Linked DNA regions of Homo sapiens: region 1 is linked to region 2. A link is a contact called in ENCODE Hi-C or POLR2A ChIA-PET data. All regions are on one chromosome and are shown on one strand. The core of a region is the stretch at or near the end of the contact, and the rest is flanking DNA. Distances in the headings are between cores, read along the strand shown.

What was found. Hi-C counts contacts between places; a loop is a spot of excess contacts on that map. ChIA-PET counts read pairs that join two places held with the same protein, here RNA polymerase II (POLR2A). Pooled maps may share reads with other maps.
Region 1: a pooled map shows a loop between it and region 2 (5-fold over the local background). The contact joins the promoter of CA5B here to the promoter of PIR in region 2. A Hi-C loop is called at or near these places in 1 of 37 single-sample maps with no recorded cell type and 7 of 50 pooled maps. POLR2A ChIA-PET finds 5 or more read pairs at or near these places in 1 of 52 experiments (PC-9).

The regions. Positions count from the first base shown.
Region 1 is chrX:15,735,270-15,741,081 of GRCh38, forward strand. CA5B (carbonic anhydrase 5B) reads left to right here and starts at 3,001. Exons shown (of 8, transcript NM_007220.4): 1 at 3,001-3,083. The region is part of intron 4 of CA5BP1-CA5B (CA5BP1-CA5B readthrough); the gene reads left to right. RefSeq lists a silencer at 2,666-2,965.
Region 2 is chrX:15,491,480-15,497,627 of GRCh38, forward strand. PIR (pirin) reads right to left here and starts at 1,854. Exons shown (of 10, transcript NM_001018109.3): 1 at 1,711-1,854. RefSeq lists enhancers at 1,264-1,766, 1,767-2,270.

The DNA.
Region 1 (5,812 bases), core at 1,751-4,250, 240 kb after region 2:
ACCTATTTGCCATCCTGGGGAAAGATGATCTAAATGCTACCCTGGATTAAGCCAGACCATTGAGGGCTTGTGTATTCAAGTGAACAGAAATATGTTGATGGTTCATGGAATTTTTTTTTTTTTTGATACAGGGTCTCAGTCTGTTGCCCAGGCTGTAATGCCGTGGTGTGATCACGGCTCACTGCAGCCTCAGCCTCCCTAGGCTCAGATGATCCTCTCACTTCAGCCTCCCAAGTAGCTGGGACTACAAGCATACATCACCACACTCAGCTAATTTTGTAGAGATGGGGCTTCACCATGTTGTCCAGGCCGGTCTCTAACTCGTGGGCTCATGCAATCCTCCTGCCTCAGCCTCCCAAACTACTGGGATTACAGGCCTGAGCCACTATGCCTGGCCAATTCATAGAATTGATTTAATGCACTGTGCTTTGTGATTGTGCCAACAGTTTCCATTGAGGGGATTTGGGTGTCACTCCTTATGACACATAGTTCCCACTAGGCTCACTACATCATCTTTATGAGGAAACTGTATTTCTCTCAGGACTAAAATTCAAGAAAAACTGCTTCTATAAAAACAAAACAGCCGGGCACGGTGGCTCCCGCCTGTAATCCCAGCACTTTGGGAGGCTGAGGCAAGTGGATCACCTGAGGCCAGGAGTTCGAGACCAGCCTGGCCAGCATGGTGAAACCCCGTCTCTACTAAAAATACAAAAATTAGCTGGGCATGGTGGCGGGCGCCTGTAATCCCAGCTATTTGGGAGGCTGAGGCAGGAGAATCACTTGAACCCGGGAGGCAGAGGTTGCAGTGAGCCGAGATCATGCCATTGCACTCCAGCCTGGGCAACAAGAGTGAAATTCCATTAAAAAAAAAAAAAAAAAAAAAAAGGCCGGGTGCAGTGGCTCACACCTGTAATCCCAGCACTTTGGGAGGCCGAGGCGGGTGGATCACCTGAGGTCGGGAGTTCAAGACCAGCCTGACCAACATGGAGAAACCCCATCTCTACTAAAAATACAAAATTAGCCGGGCATGATGGTGCATGCCTGTAATTCCAGCTACTCAGGAGGCTGAGGCAGGAGAATCGCTTGAACCTGAGGGCCGAAGGTTGCAGTGAGCTGAGATCGCGCCATTGCACTCCAGCCTGGGCAACAAGTGCAAAACTCTGTCTCAAAAAAAAAAAAAAAAAAAAGGGAAAAGAAAAAAAGCCAGTTTTTATCTTATGAACAGTAAAAACCTAAAAATGATTGCTATTTCCTCTTTTCTATGGCTATTCAACAGCTTAGTTAGGGTCAAATTTCTGGCCTACTTCTGACAACTGTTCTGGATCTGATGGAGTGCAAACTTAAATGTTAATCTTATCATTGGCCACATCATTCTCCTTCCATTAAGCTCTCCTTTCACTGGTTCCTTCCCCTATTTTTAAATCTACTAATGTCTATATTTTAGGACGCTGCCTCAAATCATTTGTGGAAGAAGGTGAAGTAGAACTACTTGTATAAAAATAAACTCAGTAATTTATATAGACTGTATTTGGACCAATTTCTGTGAATTCATTTTTCAGGCAAAAAATGACTGACAGTTGAAACATTTTATAAATGAGGCAGAGTTCTCAGGGTCAGGGCGAGCATAATGAAAGTGTTCTGTTGAAAGTTGTTCTTTTCTCTGTGTTCCTTCTAGCCCAACATTTTGAATATTCTCACTGTCTTCAAGCCAGAAATGCAAGGGAGGAGAAGAAAAAAGAACTGTGTGATAGTAAAATCTTTATTGTTGGCATATGAAGCAATATAAGTAGCAAATTTTACTTCTACAAAGGGGGGAAATTATATATTTCTATACATGTGGAAGAGTAGATATTCAGTGAAGATTTTTTGATAATTTATTGTGTAAAGAAATGTACTAAATACTATAAAAGTGGCTTCCTATGTTTACTACCCCCAAATATTCCTACTAATGACCTGAGATTACCAACTCCTTTTCCACCTATTAACCTTTTGCCACATCTTCCCCAATTTTCTCATCCAAACCCAAGTTGGGGCAACTTCAGACTGTAAGCTTCTTGAGGCTTGTCTTGTTTGTCAGGGGAGCATGTACTCAATAAATGAAATTTGCATGAATGAGTCAGAGATTTATGTACACAGGGGAAGAAAGCTGGTTATAGCTTCTTCATATTTTTCACGTGGACCCAGAGTTGTAAATTGAGGGAAGAAGGATAGCAGAGTAATCTCAAAGCACAAAGTGGGGGTGATGTCTTCACACGCCCTCAGCAGCAACGGGGCACTGGGTGCTTAGGAAAGCCCATCTGAAGGAGACATCAGGAAGTAGAGGAATTCTGTTTTTTCCACTCATCTGCCTAGTATTTAAGGTCGGCTAAGAGGCTAGAAGGAACACATCCACAGTTCTGCTTTAGAGGATATGAAAATTGGGCTGGAAGGAACACGGGTCCACAGTTCGAGTTCAGAGGACATAAAAACTGGCTCAAAGAAACTCGGGTAAATTGGACATGAAAACTAGCGGGAAAGGACACGTTCAGTGTTTGTTTCCCTACTGAGTCACCTGTTCCCAGCACATAAAGTCGTGGTGTTTGGAGATGGGAGGAACCGAGGGAAAGTCACTTTTTAGATAAGGCTCTGAAGCCCCAGGTCTAGTTTCAATCCACTAATGCGGCCAGCGGCGAGCAGGAGGAGGGAGGATTGGTCCGGCGGGGGCGGGGCCAGAGCAGGGCTCAGAGGCGTGGCCCAGGCTAGAGGGAAGAGCCCAGGGGGAGCGCAGAGGCGGGGCTAGGAGGGAGCAGGGGTGAATGGGGGCGTGGCCCGGGCGAGAGGGGCGTGGCTGTAGCTAAAGGGGTGTGGCCAGGGTGGAGGGCAGAGACTGGCACAGTTTGGTTGGGCGTGACCGGGGCAATAAGTACGGACGTAGTGGGGCGTGGATCTGCCAGGTGGGGGCGTGGCCTCCATTGAGGGGCGTGGCCCTGGTATGTGGGGCGTAACAGGGCACGAGGGGGCGTAGCTTCGATGGCCGGACGTGCAGGCTGCGGATCCCCGTAGGCGAGCGAGCGGCTAGGTTCGTGATCTGGAGAGACGCTCAGGTAAGGACGGGTGGCCGAGAGGAGTGGGGGGCGACCAGGGACAGGCCGATCCAGACAGGGCCGTGATTCTTCCCACGACTCTCCGCTCTGGCGCACCGGGTTCCGGAGCTAGGAGAGCTGTTGATCCTGCGAGTATTGTCTGGGTCCCGGCAGGGCGCCCGGGAGTACTGAGTGGGGCCTAATGGGGTGTCGAACTCCCCCACCCCAGCCCTCTTCCTCCACTATGGGAGTTACCAAACGGCTGTCATCCTTTAAGGTTCTTTGCACAGGACGCGATAACAGCTGTTCCAGAGAAAAGGGGGTGGGGGCGCGGGAGAGCAGTTCCTTGGTAGGTAGGGTTGCCAAGGTTGGTTGAATCCAAATAACTCCAGAAAGTCCAGCCTTCTGTGAAATAGCTAGAGACGGGGGTAAGGGCGACAAATCTGAGGTTGCGGTTCCAGAAACCGAGGCTCAGTAAACTGGAACTCCCTCAGATCTGCATTGTATCCGCACCACCCACTATGCTAGGGGCTGTGGAGAGACTCACAGCCACTCACCCCCAAGACAGGGTATCAGCATCACAACTGTGCCATGCGGGCAAATCTGAGCTTTCTTCACCCTGCAGTTCTTTCTTCTGGCCTTTTTGTTTTGTGCTCAGCCCTAAAGCTGAAGGAGAGGAACCTCCAAATACAAACCTTGTTGGTTTTCGTGATTCTTGTGGCATTCAATGTTAAATGCTTCTGCCCCGAGGCTTGTGGCAATTGGTTAATATTGATGTCAGTGCCCTTCCCTCCTGTGTATTTTCGCTGGGAAAGTTTGAGAGATAAGGGGAGTTGATGTGTACAACTTAGTTTGAAAAGAACTTGTTCTCTCCTAGCCACTGAAAACCGCGTTGCTTTCTGCTTCCCATTCTTCCTTTACTGATAATCTGGCCATCACTCTGCTGTTTAAAAGTCTTGCTAGAGTATGGAGACAAGTAGTGCTATTTCTGTGGTGAGAGAAGCTGCCCCAGAGCATACCCTTGAATTGTCCCTGCACATCTCTCAGGAGTGGCCACTCTTCTTGGGTATGTTGGAAGTGGAAAACCGTAAAGCTTTCTAGGAATATTTTTTACTGAGGTTTTTTTTTTTTTTTAACCTCAGCATCAGGGTTGGAATTCACTGAAATGCCAAAAGCAGCAAGGGCACCGTTCTCTGTGCCTGTACACACCTGCCCTCTTCTCCCTGGAGCCAGGCAAAAAGCTGCAACCACTCACAATTGGAACGCAGTAAAGGTTGAGTGAATTGTGAGTGAATGAATGAATATGAATATTTGGGAAATTTGACGGAAAGGGGAAAATGCATTTCATCTGATTGGTGGCACTGGGCAATTAATTGCAGCACAAAGAGCAGTTATTAGAAACATATTCTGAAACCTTTGGCTACCACACATTGGGATCATGCTCCCAGGGAAGAAGTGGGTGAGAGGGGGAAGCTGAGCTTTCTCAGTCAAGATATCGCAGCATAATCTCTAATTTAGATTTCAGGGAATTGCAAAAAGGCTTGTTGCCTTTTGAAATCAGGTGGTGATCAAAGGAAGGGTCCATCTGTTGAAAATGAAGGAATTTTTTTCCAATGTAATTGTAACCTTTAGTCAGAGTACATTCTTTTTTTTCTGTCTGTTTTGCCTACATATGAATGGCTTAATCAGGCAGAGTTCAAGCTGCTTGTCATTTAATAAATACAAGATTTATGAATGACTCATTGAGGGCTTTCAAAATCTTTGTTTCCACGCATTTCTAAGTCTGGAAAACAGCTAAGGGGCAGGTTAGCAAAATCCAAGGATATACATAAATCATCAGTGATGGCAAAGAGTATATAACACAGAAAGCTCCCCTGTAGTCCATCGAGCCCAGGGACCCATCTTTATGGACAAACTTATGTACGGACAGATTCTCCCTGAAATACAGTAATGTATGGTATTAGTTGATATGTGCTGTGTTTGCTGGTTAAACATTATTTTTGGTTTCACAAACTTGGGTTTTATGAATGCAGTGAGTAAGTTTAAATAACCAACTCTTAAAAAACTATAACTTCTAATTTAACAGAGAGGATAGACCTTAGGCCTGAACAAAAATAACCTCATGTATTGTTATAGGTATTGCAATCAAGCATTAGCTAAATTGAATTTCTGTTTACTTGGATTTTCCTGGAACCTCCTCACCTGGATCTTCCAAGCTCTGCGCCTTCCTTGATTGCCTTTGACCGTTCTCAGTCTCAGCATCCTTCATGGCTCCTTTTTGTGAGTCTCCCTTGATATACCTGTAACTGCTGGGAGGAGGGGATTCTCTTTCTATCTGTAGCTTCCTGACTGCTCCTGAGCACCAGAGCTGTGTTGCCAACTCTCTCCTAGACCTTTCCTCTCAGCTATCCCATTGACACCTTAAATCCAATATGATTAGAGGGCTGGGCGCCATGGCTCACGCCTGTACGCCTGTAATCCCAGCACTTTGGGAGGCTGAGGCGGGTGGATCGTTTGAGGCCAGGAGTTCGAGACCAGCCTGGACAACATGGCGAAACCCCGTCTCTACCAAAAATACAAAAATTAGCTGGACGTGGTGGTACGCCTGTGGTCCCAGCTACTTGGGAGGCTGAGGTGGGATAATCACTTGAGCGTGGGAGGCGGAGGGTACAGTGAGCCAAGATCGTGCCACTGCACTCCAGCGTGGGTGACAGAGACCCCATCTCGTTCTGTTTTTCTTTTTCTTTTTT
Region 2 (6,148 bases), core at 604-3,103:
TGAACATGTATGCATACCTACTAGGTGCCCAGTACCCCACCAATTATTTACAACTATCTCATGTAATCCTACAGTAATCTTGTGCGAAGGTTAGCGATACAGTCATGTGCCTGCCACATAATGACATTCAGGTCAACATTACACAGTCAACAATATATGGACTGTATGTATGACAGTAGTCCCATAAGACTATAATGCCATATTTTTACTGTATCTTTTCTATGTTTAGGTATGTTTAGATACACAAATACTCACCACGGTGTTGCAGTTGCCTCAGTATTCAGTACAGGAACATGCTGTATGGGTTTGTAGCCTAGGAACAATAGGCTATACCATATATCCTACTACACACCTAGGTTATACCAGCTAGGTTTGTCTAAGTGTACTCTAAGATGCTTGCACAACGACAAAATCACCTAACAATGCATTTCTCCGAACATATCCCCATCGTTAAGTGAAGCATGACTTTAGCAGCTCTGTTGGCCCCTTACTAAAAATCTCCAATGAACACTTTGTCTTTCTTACTTCACTGAATTCTCTCGATCTCCCACCCCTTCCCCAGTGCCACTCATCTGTCAGCCTCACTGGTAGCACCCATGAGGTAGTTGCTACCAATGAGGCTGACAGATGGGGGCAGGTTTGTGTGGCGCCTTAGAGAAAATGGAGAAAAACAAAGAGGTCCCTAACTCTTACCAGAACATGCTGAAGATCTTGGCATTAAAAGAGATCTTCGAGGGTCATTGAATTCAAAGACCCATCTATTCCTGAAGTTCAGGGCCAACATTTTGGGCAAGAAATCTTTCAGCTTACTCATGAAGTCTCCTAGAGCATAGGCAAGTCATGGACCAGCTGTTCTTGGCAATGTATCTCATATTTCAGGACTTACCTATAGCCAGAGTTTGTTATTCGAAAGTCTTTTCCTCTTTGGGAGGTCTAGGTTCTAATGGACTATCCCAGAAGGAATATAATCTATCCCTATTCCACTTCAAGTGTTTGCAGACAGTACCCCCAATCCCTTAAATCTTTTCTTCAAGTGAAATATACCCAATTCCTTCAAAGATTCCTACTGAAACGAAGAGAGGTGCTTTGGCAAAAAGCAGACTCTGGAACCAGACAGCCTAGGTTTGCATCTCAGCTTCACCACATATCAGCTGTGTGACCTGAGGTTTTCTGTGGCTCAGTTTTATCTGTAAAATGGAATGATAAGACCGCCTACCTCAAAGGGGTGCAGTTAGTGCTATGAGAATGTTAGCTGCTGTTATTCAGAAGGGCTCTACTCCACAATACCCTCCACTTAGTCAAGGCCTACCCTAAAATGTATCCTCCCTGAATAGTAATCGATAAATATTTATTGGGTGATAGGTTGCAAGGCGCAGAAACGAGCTTAATACTCAAAGCAGTACAGGCCGGTCATCACCTACATCGAAGCAACCAGAAAGTATCTTTATCCCCATCTAGATTATGTCTGGGTCCTTCCAGACTCCTACGATTAAATTGTATGCATGTGAACAACTGATGAGGTACTTAGATCTCAGTGCTTTGCAGAAAGAAAAGCCGTCTACCATTTTCACCAAATTTCGTAGTACAATTTAAGTATCTCTTGTTATCTCCCCTAGGAGTCTAAAGTGAGCTGGGGAAGGCAGGATTTTGCAAACTGACCGCCAGCATTCCCTCACCTAGTGGACCCCTGCAGGAGCCCCAGGTACTCACGCTGCGGTAGCGGCACCTGGAGCCTTAGCGGCGGGGGTGACGCGAAGAGCCGCCGGGAGCGAGTGCAGGGAGGGCAGGTTAAGAGAGTGTGGGTCCAGTAGCCTCACCGTGACTCAGCGCTTCGCGGCCGGCGGCCTAGAGGAGGCGGGAGGCGGGAGTCTACGGGTCTCGGAGGCCCTGGGGCTCCGCCCTCGGGAATGTCACTCCACTCTCGCTCCGCCCTACGCCTCTCCCAGGCCAGCTTGGCGGCCCTTTGGCCTCCCTGCCTCTCGTGCCGGGAAGAGATGCTCACTCGGGTAATTTAGGCGGCACTTGCTGTGCTCCAGGAGGAAATGTGTGGCCCGGGCAGGTGCTCTGATCGGCGCTCCGGTCGGTCTTGTGGGAAATCTGTTTTTAACTGTAGTCTCCCTGTCACCCAGCCGGCGGAGCTTGGCGGCACGGATTCCAGTGCTGCCTCCACCGCTGGGAGGCACCACTTGACATGACCTGGGACAGGTGGCTCAGTCTCTCTGTGCCTCTGGTTCCTCCTCTATAAAATGAGGATGGTGATGATAATAGTGCCAGCCTTATCGGGCTGAAATGAGAATTAAATGAGCCTGTCACATTCTAAGCACTACAGAATCGTTTGTTCCATAGATAAGTTGCCTGCTGTTTGTCAGTTAGAATTGCGAGAAAAGGAGTGCGGGAGTGGGGACGGGCAGCCATACGTCTTTATTCCTGCCTGAAGAGAAGGCACACTCTAGTGGGGAGATAATTGGTTAAGAGTTTGTATGGTGTTGGAACACAGTGGGCAGGCGTTGGAGAGTTTTTCCAGAAGAATGAGGAGCTGGCACAAGCCAGTGAGGGGATCTAGTTGATTACTAGGATTATTAACTAGTGGTACAGGCATAGCTGCAGTTTCTATTCTCTAAACACCAGAAGGCTCATTGCCTGGTTTTGAGAAAGGAAAGACAGTGGTGTCTCTAAAATAAGGTTGGAAAACTTTGTCTGTGAAGGACCAGATAGTAAATACTTTGACTTTGCAGGCCATGTACATTCTCCAGTTTGCCTTTGTAGCAAGAAAGCAGCCATAGATAACATGTAAATAAATGAATGTGGCTGTAGTTCAATAAAACTTTAATTATGAATACTGAAATATAAATTCATAAAATTCATACAATTTTGAGTTCATATAATTTTTACTTGTCATGAAATATTATCCTTCTTTTGATCTTAAATGTAAAACCACTTAAAATGTAAAAACCATTCTTAGCCCTCTGGCTATACAAAAATAGGTAGTGGGCTACCTACTCATTTTGGCTGCAGGCCTAGTATGCAGATCCCTGCTCTAAAAGAACAGGTTAGTAGAGGAACGAACACTTTTCTCTGGGCTTTTAAAATATCAGTGGGGCTTAAACCCGTCCTCATCACCTTACTTAGGCAGTTCAAGGCTAGCTGAGATAATACACATGAACATTAAAGGTGCTATGGAATAACAAAGTATTGTTTCTTATCGTCATTGTAACTAGTTCTGCAACTGTCTCCTCTACCTCTGCAGCTGTAATAGGTGTACTAGGAGTGAACGTTTCTCCTCTTTGTCTCTCAGAAGCCAGTTACAGGTAAAAGCTAAGTCCAAGGTTGTACATGGTTAGAGCAATGCAGGAATTCCATTTACAGGCCCCTGCAGAAAAAAGAAAAGAAAAGAAAAAAGAACAAGTCTGAAAAGGTAGAAGACTTAAAATGAGGAGAAACAAAGGTGAGAGAGGGAAGAATTCTTACAAATGAACAAAGGGCGTATAATGTTTCACTGTAACAGGGTCCTGTTTTGAGATGAGAAATGTGACCCTGTATATTAAGCTTTGAGCACTTTTCACACTGTCATTGACATCCAGATCAAGATGTGGAGTAGGTGGCTAAATATATGAGTGTGTAGATGGACTGTTGATCACCTTTGGAATCTTGGGAAGCATAAAGAAAACTCATGCTGATATGACAATGAACAAAGCCTTCCCTAAATGATTCCAAATAACACCATTATAATCTTTAAAGACAACCACATTATTTAGGTACCTTGACTCTTTTCTTTTTTATTCACGAATTCCATTTTCCTCCTCTGTAAAACTTATTGAATTTCTTTTCAAAGATACATATTATAGAAGTACATGGGGCCAGGCGCGGTGGCTCACGCCTGTAATCCCAGCACTTTGGGAGGCCGAGGCAGGCAGATCACCTGAGGTCGGGAGTTCGAGACCAGCCTGACCAAAATGGAGAAACCCTGTCTCTACTAAAAGTACAAAATTAGCCAGGCGTGGGGGCGCATGCCTCTAATCCCAGCTACTCGGGAGACTGAGGCAGGAGAATTGCTTGAACCCAGGAGACGGAGGTTGCCGTGAGCCGAGGTCGTGCCATTGCACTCCAGCCTGGGCAACAAGAGTGAAACTCAGTCTCAAAAATTAAAAAAAAAAAAAAAAAAGTACATGGACATCTGAAACACTTCCTTATTTTTGTTTCTTTCTTCTTCAAGCCATCAACTCAAAAATTCTTTCTTGTAGATTTTGTTAATTTGCCCTTCAGGGCAGTGTAGCTGCTATTCATTAGATGACAAATGTCTCTGAAATATTCCATATTATAAAGACTCAGACTCACTGAACCCAGGAAATCAATTGGCTCCAAGTCAAGGACTGATTATTTTATAAATGCTAGTTTACGAAGGCCATAAATACACTGGGTGGTTAAAGACATCCAAAGATATCCAGAAAAGATGAGCACATGTGACTCCCATATCCACCCTCATGAGAGCATTCTGCACAGACACGGTCTGTTCCATCGACCAGTGCTCTGACCAAGAAGCTACATGTGATCAGCTGTTGCATGAAACTCATAATTGTGTTTTTCTCTATCTTTCCCTTGGGTTTTTGGCAGTTCTCCGAAAAAAAAATAGCTTATGACCCTTTCCTTTGAGCCACAGAACTTTCTAGAATCCATCACAAGCAAAATACTCTCAGGCCTGAAAGGCCAATTCATCTCTGAACCAGGAAACTGGAGAAATTTAGATGAATGATTCCCCTGATACTTACCTCAATTACCCTGATAACCTTTCTCAGTTTTCAGCTTTTGTAAAGTTTTGTCTTCTGGCTGAATGGAGGCCGCTTTCTAGATCACAGTATTGGAGTAAAAATTAAAAAATAATTTGAATAACTAACAACCTCTAGTTAATGTTATGTACATTAACTAGTGTTTATGGATTAAGTGTACTGATGTCCGCAACTTACTTTGAATGCACCAAAAAATAACAATAGCAGCAATAATAATAGGAATGACAACAAAGTGAATTAATGGATGAATAGAGAGATGGATAAACGGATTGATATATGACAAAGCAAATACAGCAAAATGTCAATTGTAGAATCCAGATGGTGGTGTATTGGTGCTTTAACTTTTTTTAACTTTTCTATATTTTGAAATGTTTCATGATACAATCTTAGGAAAAAAATAATTTGAGTCACAGTGGGAATCAGAACTAGAAGGATTCCAAAATGTTATACCCCTTTGTCTACTTTCTTTGCTTCCAACTCTAGCACCTTGTACACAGTAAATGAAGTGACTCTCTGTTGAATGGAGCTGTTAAACTAAATTCCAAGCTGCAAGATCACTTCCAAAGCTGGCAGGATGCTTCCAGAGTATGAGTTGGTGATTTATTTCTGTGAAGGCCAGATAGTAAGTATTTGAGACTTTGTGAGCATACAGTCTCTGTCTCAACTATTCAACTCTGCCGTTGTAGACTGAAAGCAGACATAGACAACACTTGACAGTTTGCCAAGTAGAGGATACCATCAATGCAAAGGCCGTGGGGCAGGAATAGTGGCTGTGTTCCAATAAATTTTATTCACAAAAACTCATGGGGCTCATAGTTCGCCAACTCCATGTAGACCACAAATACTTACCTCCGACTAGAAAAACAGGAGTAAGATTGACAAAATGCCAACAGTCTATGTAAAGGTTTCATGGGTGACAGGACAGGACATGGCTGATAACAAAAGGAAACAACAAACATTTTTGTGTCTACCTCCACCTCCTACTCACCCATTTCCTTTCATTAAAAACAGGGCAGTTTGTTCCGGCACTGAACCTGAGGTTTGATATGCAAGCACCCTTAGGAGAGGTGACATGTTAATCTTCAATTCTAGTAAGTGTGAATAATTCACATCTGATCCCAACTTACAAGCAGATTATTTTAGCACCAGAAGGAATACATGCAGGAGGTAATGGAGTGACGTCCCCAAAGAAGAGATACCCATGAACAAAGTTCAAACTGCAGAGATAAGCTGTTGGAGCCCTTGTGGTCTTACTCTTTAGTGAGGAGAGACAAATAATAAAGGTAATAAATAATTAAATTATGTATTATGCTATAAGGTGATGAGTCCTGTAGAAGAAAGAAAACACAGAGCAGAGTAAGGGA